Regions from separate parts of the Mus musculus genome. Here region 1 is linked to region 2. Evidence: chromatin contacts called from ENCODE Hi-C or POLR2A ChIA-PET data. All regions are on one chromosome and are shown on one strand. The core of a region is the stretch at or near the end of the contact, and the rest is flanking DNA. Distances in the headings are between cores, read along the strand shown. Region 1 holds the start of Itpripl2 (inositol 1,4,5-triphosphate receptor interacting protein-like 2). Region 2 holds the start of Coq7 (demethyl-Q 7).

Region 1 (5,322 bases), core at 461-2,960, 41 kb before region 2:
TTCTGCTCCTGACGTGCTGTGTTCACACCCCACAGAGCCTCGGCGCGCAGGCCACCCGGGAGCTCTGACAGGGCCCCGCTAGGCGAGGGTGGTGGTGGTGGTGCCACAAGGAAGACGCCATCACCCAGGTGGACAGCAGGGATGAGGCGCACGGCCATGGAAAGGCGGCAGCAGCCATAGTCCGTGCGGCAAGGAAGGATGTGGAGGGTGGGGGGCTGCTCCAGACTGCCTGGGGTCAGGCTGACCCGACAGCGACCCTCCAAGCTGTAGCGCACAGTGGCCAAGGAGCGCTGTAGGTGCGCCTGGAACCAGCGCAGTACCAGGGTAGCTGAGAGGTGGCGACGGCCCTGCACATCCACACAGAAGCCTTCAGCGAAGGGTTTGCAGTCGCGATGCCACTGGCCCGTCGAGGCCCCCGATGGCGAGGGTGGTGCCTTGAGGGCGCACACGAAGCAGCTGCGGAAGGCTGGGGTCAGCGAGGGTTCGGTCCCCAGGCTCCGCGGCTCCAGCGCCACCTGCGGCGGGAGTCGCAGTGGCACCAACACGTCGAAGCTGTCGGGTCGGCGGATTTTATGCTGTTCATAGGCGCTGCCCACCTGGATGAAGTCTCCCCGGAAGGCCAAAGCCAGTGCTCCCCCGGTGATGAGGCCTGGAGACCCTCGGGCCCGGCCAGCTTGCACTAGTTCCCCCACAATCCGGCTCACATGTGCCTTGCTGTGACCTAGCACATGCGGCGACAGGCGCACTTCGTGCTCATAGTAACTCTCCAGTAAGATGCTCAGGCCTGGCTCTTGCAAGGATCTGGCTGAGAAGTTGGCATGACCACGCGGGCGGGAAGAGCCTGGCAACAGGCGCTGGCGGATGGCGTGGCGACATCGTAGGAGGATGTAGCCGAGGAGAAGAAGGATGGCCACCTTGAGCAACGGGAAACCGCTGTCTGCGCCGTCGGGGGACTCGGCCCGGGCATCCTCGCTGCTGCGTAGGGCATGGTAGAGGCACACCAGCGCCGTGCACAGCCCGGTCACCAAGGGCCAGAAGACCCGCAGGTTGAGCGTGTACCGCACGGACATGCCGGGAGACCGGGCGGCCCAGGGCGCGAGCCCGGGTGGTGTCCCCTGCCCAGCATGCGCGCAGCGTCCCGGAGGCCCCGAGGCCCCCGTGTCCTTGGCCTTGAAGGAGGCTCCCCGCTCGCAGCGCCGGGGCCAGCAGCCCCGCTGCTCTGCCTCCACTCTTAGCTCAAGTTCCCCTTCCAGGCGCCGCCCGCGCAGCTCGCTCCGGCCCCTGACCGCGCCCTGTCCCTGTCCCGCTCAGTCCCAGCCGCGCTGCCCTGGGCTGGCTTCTGCCCCGGACTCCTACCCTACCCTGGGCGGCCCTCCTGGCTCCGCCACAGCTGTGCACAGGGGCGATCGGCCGGGTTACTCGGGTCCCGGGATTTTCTTCTTTCGGAGGGGAAGGCCGCGCCGGGCAGCCGGGAGGAAATGCCGGAGTCTGGAGCCTCGCGGGGAGGGCGGCCCCCTCCCAGCCTCCGCCTGGTTCGACGTCGGGTGGCCAGAGGGACTTCGGGACTTGCGGGAGACTGCACTCCCGAGGGCTACTCCTGGGCCCCCTCCTGGAAGGCAGAACGGGGAAGGCCTGGTTCCGGGGCGGTGGCTGCATCTGATCCCGCACTTACTGGGAAGTTGCTGGAGGAAGGCTTGCAGCCCCACCGCCCGGCCCTCCCTTCGCCCGGCCCCACCCCCAACGAGTCCCGCTGGCGGCGTGGCAGGCTCGGGCGGAAGTGGCCCCTAGCTGTCTGCCGCTGTGCTGTCTTGTAAACCTCTGTAGAGTACCTACTAAGCACTAGACAGGAGCCTAAGGGCTGGGAATGCAGTTGATAGTGTGGAGGTTCTCTTGCCTGTTATTCAAGCTCACAGTCTGGTAAAACGGGACTACGAACAGAGAAGGGTGGTGATGACTGCCTCTGATCCCGAGGCTGGAGTCATGAGTTCAAGACTAGTCTGGGCTACATAGACTGTCTCAAAAACAAAGATTCCCACCAGCAGATGTTCTGAAAGGAAGCTGAATGAAGGAGTACAGGTTGATCTTCCAAAGGATGATCCTCAGAGTCCTGCCCCAAACTGTAGGGTGTCTGACGAGGTAGTGTTGGATCTGAGACCTGGGAGAGCTGGTGCAAAGCGATAATGATAGTTTTTGCAGGACAGGAGACAGGTTTGATGCCCAGCCTCACCACCTGAGTTTGATTCTCAAACCTGCATAGTGGAGGGAGAGAAGTGTTCTGCAAGTTACCTACCCTCTGACCTCCTCGTATATGCAAGCACACACACACACACACACACACACACACACACACACACACACACACACTTACTTTAAAAAGGAAAGAAAAGAAAGAAAGAACTGTGTTTTGGTTTTGGTTTGCCTTATACCTGCATCAGTCACATGGTACATACTTACTCTGTACTTTAATGCTAATCCATACTGATAAGACCTTAGTGCTAATATCTATTGCCAATAAGTAGTATCTTCTCAGATTTTCTGATACTAGAGTCCAGCCAGGTTCCAAAGATCACCCAAAGTCACACAGCCTTTGCAGAGCTGTGCTTCCATCTAGAGGAGTCAGAAGGCAGGGTGGCCAGGGAAGAGGTCCATGTGTCCTTTGGGCATTTTTTTTTTTTCTGAGTCCTTTGTGAGGACTCTTACAAACCTGGAAAGCCTGCGCTTTTTCATAACACGAAAGTCCCAGGAACAATTTGAATGTATTTGAATAGTCGTCTGTATTTGTTCACACTTATTACACCTTGCTGCTGTATAAGGGGAGCAAGGGTAAATGACTTAGAGCATATGGGATCCCAACCATAGAACCAGGATAGAGGGTCATCCCAGCATTAGTCCAGGAGATCCTGACTGAACTAGTCAGGCTAAGCAGAAGTGTGTGTGTGTGTGTGTGTGTTCACTCACATTTATATGTGAAAGCCATAAGTTAACCTTGGGTGTTATTCCTCAGTGTCATTCCTTGGGTGCTATTCCGCCTTGGGTTTTGAGACAGGGTGTCTCACTGAACCTGAGGTTGCTGTTTCGGTGGCCAGCAGCTCCAGGCATTGGCTTGTTTCTACCTCCCCAGTGCTGGAGTTTCACATTCGGGCCATCGTGTGCTGCTCCTCCATACCTGCCTCCTCCTCACAGAGGTTCTGTGGATGGAACAAGGGTCTTCGTGCTTGTGAGGCGAGTGTTATACTGACTGAGCCATCTCCCCAGCCACTGGATTTATTTTTAGATCCCATGTATGCTGTTGCCAGAGTCCAGAGGATTCCTAGGGTGTCCTCACAAGGTGCCCCCCTTGTGTTTAAGTTGATACCAAGATTTACCACCACACATCCACCCCTTGACAACCTGACACACAGTCACCTTGCCTTATATCACCCTTAACTTCCAAATAAAAACAATAACTAGGTCATAATTCTGCCCAACATGATATAACTAGCCACATACAATCACTAATTAGTTATATATTTTAGACTAGATGGCAATGTCCCTTGAGGGATGCTTAGTCTTTTAGAGTTTCATGACGTAAATATGATAATAATCACTAATATTATCTCAACCTATGTTATATTACATTAGAGAAATGGAAGAAAGCAAAATGTCTGCTTAGTGTATATGTTCATATGTGTTCACATTCTTAGCAAAATACGACAGAAACACTGTGTCCATTATAATCGTGTCTGCAGCTGGTCACGTGGCCTTAGCTGGTATGTATAACTACCTTCCTTGATATTCTGTATTTCCTCCAGTCTCAGTAAGCACTTCAGCAGGTCTTGGCTCTTTTCCTGGAGGAGTGACCATACCTTCATTCCTGGGGAACGGTATCATATCAGTTGGTCTCTGCTGTGGGTAGATCTGGCACTCAGCAACACCCGTAGCCAGGTCAGGCTTTGTGAGTGAAAGTCTGTTTTGCTGAGCCCCTCTACAACCTGCGTCTCCGCCACCACGGCCACTTTGTTCATGCGCCTATTGGGTAGTGACAGGGATGGATTCCAAGAGGCCGACTTTTCCAGAATGTGTATTAGATAAGAAAGTACAGACTAGCTAACAAGATGAAGGGGACAGAAATACAGCCAGACATGGTTTAAGGGAAAATGTGTGGCGTCAAGGTAATGGAGGAATCCAAGGAGATCCTACTTCAGGTTAAGCTGGATCTAGGTCCAGTAAGTCCACATGTACCTATTTCCCTTCTGCCTCTCAGCTCTGTTTTCTCCTAATGGACTGGGCTCTGACAGGTCACCTCTGTATGCCAAGGGTTAGCCTAGCTGCACATTTTTCTGGGTTCGAAGGAAAAAAGTGTCTTGCTTCCCCAAAAGTTGTGACCAGTGCTATGCCTTGGGATACTGCCAGGTCATGTGTGAAGAGTGACCAAGTAAGAAAGGCAATGACAGTCCTCCCCTGGATTGTGCTTTCACCTCCAGATTCTATGTTCAAGCCCAGCCCCCAAGATGCCCATGTGGAGACAGGGCTTTGAGGAATTCACTATGTTTAAATGAGGTTGTAATGATGGGCCCCTAATCTGATAGAATCTGTGATGAGACATGGATGGCTGGCTTCACACTCCTCACCAAGGGAAGACTGACCATACATAGGATACAGGGAGAGGTGCCCATCTCTGAGCTGGGAAAGCAGCCCTCCTCAGAAACCTAACCCCAGCAGGCCTCCATCTTTTACTTCCCAGCCCCCAGACCCAGGTGCCGATAAGTCCCATTGTTTAAGTTGCTCAATTCATGGTGTTTGCAGTCAGCCCACAATGACTAATACTCTGGGTACCCAGCCCAGGGAACAGGACAAAGGGTCACTGTGGCAAGGGTGTTCCCCTAGAGCAAGTCACAGTGCCAACAGAAGGGGGCTAGGAAGAGCAGAGGCACCACATTTATGTCTTAGTCTTACTTTTCACTCTGGTCCTCTTGTCTCTGGAGTAGCCAGGGTCGTGACACTAACTAGGTGATTAATTTTCCCCTATTAGATATGGTGGCACACTACCTCCTACCACCAAACAATGTCAACACCATAGATCAGAGCTCAGCAAACACTTTTCATGAGGACCCACCCTGAGGACAGGTTCATACTGTGAGCCAGGCTCCCACAGCTGCTCAGGTCTGCTCAGTAGCCACAGGGTAGCTCTGCTCATTTCCTGGGCCACTAGAATGAAGCAGTACACAGGAGTGGCCCGAAGCTACCAGGAATGGTGACACCCATTTGTAATCCTGGTATTTGGGAAGTTCAGGCAGGAAGATCGATCATAAGCTTAGGGCCAGCCTGGACTCCATAGTGAAA
Region 2 (5,150 bases), core at 841-3,340:
ACTGACTGCTCTTCCAGAGGTCCTGAGGTCAATTCCCAGCAACTACATGGTGGCTCAGGAGCATTTGTAATGGGATCTGATTCCCTCTTCTGGTGTGTCTGAAGACAGCTACAGTGTGTTCACATATATAAAATAAATCTTTTTTTTAAAAGAAGAATAACAAGGAGCTGAGCAGGTGGGCCAAGTTTATATGGCTGGCTTTTGAGGTGTGATAAACAGGATTCTTTATAACTGAGAACACACTGGAATGTTCTCTCAAACACAACTTCTGCACTCAATGACTGGGAGAGGGTAGTGTTTGTCCTTTTACCTAAGAAATCAGTATAGGTATTAATCCCAGCATGAGTTGGCAGAGCTCTGTGAATTGAAGGATATCCTGGTGAACAAGCAAGGTCCAGGTCAGCCAGCGCTAGAGGCTGTCTCAAAACCAAATTAAAACCTATCCAGTAGCAAGGCTAGTTTTATTTTTTTAAGGAGACACACACTTAAGGTTTTTTTTTAATTATTATTATCATGAGGGTATATGAAACAAAGGAAACTAAGTTACTTCATAAATGAAAACAAGTGATTCTTATTGTTAACCTGTTCACTGGGTTAGCAAGGAACCTTAAAATTCACATCCCTGAGACCTGACTGCCTTGTTACACACTTTAAAATAAAGCTGAATCGCAGAGCTAGAAGCTCTCAAGAGTGCTGTTCCAGCCATGGTATCTGGGAGATTTTAAGTGGCAAATGAGAAGATTTTAAGTGGCTTATGGACACATAAATTACATACTAAGAGGCTCTTAAAAAGTCTCTTCTGATCCATTTATCACCAAGGAAAACATCTCTATAACTGGCATGTCTTGAAAAATATCCAAACACTTGCTAAGCACTCTTCTCTTCCAGAAAGAAAAACAACCTTGGACTCAAGCCTTGGAAGGCACACACAACAATATCTAATGAAGTTTCATAGCTGTTCTCATGGTATTGGTGGTGGTGGTGGTGGTGTGTGTGTGTGTGTGATTACTCATCCATTTGGGGGCAGACAATTCTGGCTTATTATTTACCAAAAGGATGTAGTTTCAATTAAATTACTTAATAAGTTGTAGTTAAACAAAAACACATCTCAAACCTCCAAACAATATTGCCTTCAGGCAAAATAGAAATCTAATGCTTGAAGATTTAGTTTCGAGAAAATGACCACGATTTTCTGGGGCAGCTCGGATGAATCAGACCTGAATCCAAACCTACCTCTCTCCATTCCAAATTCAAAGCTTACCATATTTTGCAATACAAACAGTCCCATGAGAGGCTTGATAAAAACAGAGACTCTACGGCTCAAAAGAAGGCTCAGCAGTTAAGAATGTGTACTGCACTTGCAAATGACTTGAGTTGGGCTCCCAGCACCCATATATAGGGATTCACAAACTGCCTGTTACTCTAGTTGCAGATTCAAACCCCAATTCTGGCCTCTCTAGAATTTAATTATTGTGCGCACGCACGCGCGCGCGCGCGCGCACACACACACACACACACACACACACACACACTTTTTAAAACTCTAAAACCTATCAATCCAGTGGATAATGAGGGGGACCCGAAAATCTGCATTTATAACAGATTGATGCTGTCGTCGGAAGGCTACTTTGCTTGAGAAAGTCCCGAGTGGAGACCGGAGGGACACTGCAGGACACTCAAGTTCCACACTTGCACTGACGTCACATCACAGGCTGGTAATCACTTGTTCCCCGGCAGGGCATCCTGCAGAAGTTCACCCGTTCCTATCAATCAACTAGACGTACTACAAACCCCACCCCCATGTCGCGCGCTTGTGACGTATAGACGTCCTCCCCGTGACATCCGTGACCTCCACTGCAAATAGTCACCGGCGAAGAGCCCCGCGCCGAACCACGACCCCGAACGGCCGGTACCTGAGAAGGGCCTCCGGACACCAGTGCGCAGGCGTCCCACGGAAGCAGCCGCTATGGCTCCGGCGGCGCTCATCGCTGCGGACAATGCAGCTATGGTCCAAACGCCCCGCCAATCGTGCTCTCGACTCAGGGTGATGACGCATAGATGCCGCGGACCGAGAGCCAGAGGAAACGCCCCTAGGCCCTGGATTACACCCGATTGGTTAGAAATGACCGATTCACGTACTCTATTGGGTCTTCCCCCTGTCGATCATTGTAACGTCGTGAAGGCGCCCGGTCGGCTCTTAGGGTTGATGCAGAGCTGCCCTGGAGAGGCATTTTAGGTTAGGGTTTCTCCCTGTCTTGGAAAGGCGACCCGCAGGTCACTGTTGTTTCCTCCACGTTATGGAGATTATTTTTCTCTATTAAGAGCCGATTTACACCTGAAAGTCAGCAATTACCTGGTAAAACATGCCAGTTTTCGGTGTAATTGTGGGTTTCCCAGTTTGTTTCCCGTTACTTTCCGTTCCTTCTCAATTTTTATATTGAGATTTGCTTCATTGTTCATCCTTTACTGGATTATTCATGGCCTAGTGCACATTAGTGATGAACATAGCTGTGTGTTGAGGGAAGGAAAATTTAGTAACATACATTAAACATTTTAAAGTGCATATCCATTAATATGACAGCTAGGATCTAGCCAATAGAAATAAATTTTCAAGTCAGATAAGTATATAAGGGGAAAAACCATACCTGCAAGGATAATCAGTGCCTATTATAGGACCACTAGAGACTGTGGCTTTAGGAAAACTAGAGTTTGCACCCTTGGCGGGAGGGGGGCGGGTATTTGATTCATAGCTACTGTAAAATAAATGAAACTACTAACCCATTCTATATAATTATAGTGTTCAATTAGTATACTACAGTAACTTAAAATTAAGACGAGCCCAAGTACTGGGCCTTAGCGGCAGTGAGGGTACTTAAATATTCCTGTGGAATACTCAACCTAAATCTGGCTCTCAAAGCCTTCAAATGTTCAGAACCTTTCCCGTGCATTCCACTTCTAGATCTGTCCTAAAGAGATAAAAGAATGTTGAGGTGTATGTCCTAGTTATTACTGGAAATTTTTGGAAGTGTTAAAAAATTGGAGCTAGAGAGAGCTCAGAAGTTGAGAACACTTCTTGCTCCTGTAGAGGACCTGGGTTTGATTCCCAGAAGCCACAGCAGGAAGCTAACAACGGCCTGTAACTCCAGTTCCAAGTGACCCAGCACTCTCCTCCGGACTCTCTGCACATGTGACACACAGACAAATACATGTTTTTTAAAAAGGTTACCATCAAGAGAATGCTAACAAACTATGACTCATGAGCACAGTTAGCAGCTCCCTGAAATGGATGTAATGACGAGTTCAGATCTGATTATGTCACTCAGGCTTGCCTTAAACTGGTGAAATGGCTGCTTTGGCCTCTGGAGCTTCCAGGGGTGTTAGAACAATGAACTTTGAAAGAACTTTGGATAAAATAGAACATTTAAGTGGAAAATATGAGACTACTACATTTTCTTTCTTCCCTCCATTTGTGCTTGCTTGCTTTCTTCTCCCTTCTCTCTCCTCTCTCTTTTTCTCTTTCTCTCTCTCTTTCCCTTCCTCCTCCCTCTTCCCCTTCCCCCACTCTGGTTATGAGACAAGAATTTCACCCTGTATCCAGATGACTTTCAACTTGCTGTGTCATCCAGGCTGGCCTTTGGTGCCTCTTTAAAAAAAACTTGTGTGCTTATGTGTAATTTTGATTTTTCTCTGTGGTTTTCAATGTTCTCATACTTTATAGTAAGCACTTTCATATTTTCAAAAGACAACGAAGAATATGTGATTCCATAATCAAATTCTGAAATATAAAAGCAAGTTTGTCTTAGTTTTGTATTTTAAGTGTAAGGGAACTGTCTCTGAAGGTGAAGGAATTTGTTCACAGTCACACAGCAAAGAGCATGTCCCATGTTTCAAGTACCTCTCATGCTCTGGACAGGTTTCTGGTAAAGCCTCACTCTACAGAGTAAAGATGTGTTCAGAAGTTCTCACACGGTCAGATCTTGTACCACCCAGGAAAAAATGAATTCTTCTGTTCGCAAATACTTAGAGCATAGTGGCTAGCTGCCATCAGATTTTTGGCTGTGAGGTCTGATTTGCCAACTTAACAGTTAATGCAAAGTAAAGACCTGTCTAACTGGATTCTCCTTCACTGAGATGAGAACATTTCGTGGCTGCGAGAACCTGCAGGTCTGCTCTGCCAGAAAGAAATAGAGAGGGAGAGAGAGAGAAAGAAGGAGAGAGAGAAACAGACAGATAGACAGACAGGCAGACAGACAGACAGAGGGGAGAGAGAATAGAAAAGAGAGGAAGGGGAAAGAGAAGGGAGAAAGAAAAACAGAACCGGAGCCTATAGTAGCAGACGGGAAGTGAAAATGTTTGCAAAGGCTTTTAAAGTTCAATTTCCCAGTGTTCCTATGGGGGAAGAATGACAATACCTACTTCAAGTACCCACCAGTGACTGCATAGTTACTGGAAATGTGTGTTACCACTGTGGAAGGCTAGATGGCCATTACAAAAGGGAGCTACTTGGAGAGAACATCAAGATGTTATTAAGGAGAAATTAAAAAATATGTATTCACAACACGCACCCAACACATATATAGCTACTTTCAATATTTATTATATATTTATAGAATATTAAAATAAATACAAACAGTGGCTTTCAATGGTAGCAAGATATAAAATGCTTAAGATATTGTCTTTGACGTTCAAAACACACAAACCTGCTTTTCTTTGGCTTCTTAATAGCCAAGAGGAGACAAGACTCATCTAACACATCCATCGATGTCAAAATGCTACTTCCTCTAACTGCAGTGACAAAGAGCAACTTTACTGAGTATTGCAGTTCTCTTCATCACTTAACCAGTGATGAAGAGCGTCTGTGGGTTTGAGGACAACCATACTCTAAAACTTTCAAGACACGGAATCAGGAGTTTAACACACACCCGTTAGAGAGCCGCACTTTAAAGCTATACAGACATTGCCTGGTTATTCCAAGTTATTAAAATATTCAAGTAGGAGGTGCACACATTAGCAGCACTAACTAAAACCAACATACCAATTGGCATATTTTGTTATCTGTTTTATAATAAAGAAAATATGTTGTTTATTTTATCTACCATTCCTACAAACATAGGACAGCAGATTATCCTCAGGGCCACAGTGAGGACAAG

What was found. Hi-C counts contacts between places; a loop is a spot of excess contacts on that map. ChIA-PET counts read pairs that join two places held with the same protein, here RNA polymerase II (POLR2A).
Region 1: a loop to region 2 is called in a map of heart, with 7 times the contacts of the local background. The contact joins the promoter of Itpripl2 here to the promoter of Coq7 in region 2. A Hi-C loop is called at or near these places in 1 of 37 maps with a recorded cell type or tissue (heart). POLR2A ChIA-PET finds 5 or more read pairs at or near these places in 1 of 5 experiments (Patski).

What each region holds. Positions count from the first base shown.
Region 1 is chr7:118,490,265-118,495,586 of GRCm38, forward strand. Itpripl2 (inositol 1,4,5-triphosphate receptor interacting protein-like 2) reads right to left here and starts at 1,711. Exons shown (of 1, transcript NM_001033380.3): 1 at 1-1,711. The coding sequence starts at 1,070.
Region 2 is chr7:118,531,266-118,536,415 of GRCm38, forward strand. It overlaps Coq7 (demethyl-Q 7), which reads right to left and starts at 2,091. Exons shown (of 6, transcript NM_009940.3): 1 at 1,914-2,091. The coding sequence starts at 1,986. It overlaps Tmc7 (transmembrane channel-like gene family 7), which reads right to left. Exons shown (of 16, transcript NM_172476.4): 16 at 4,579-5,150.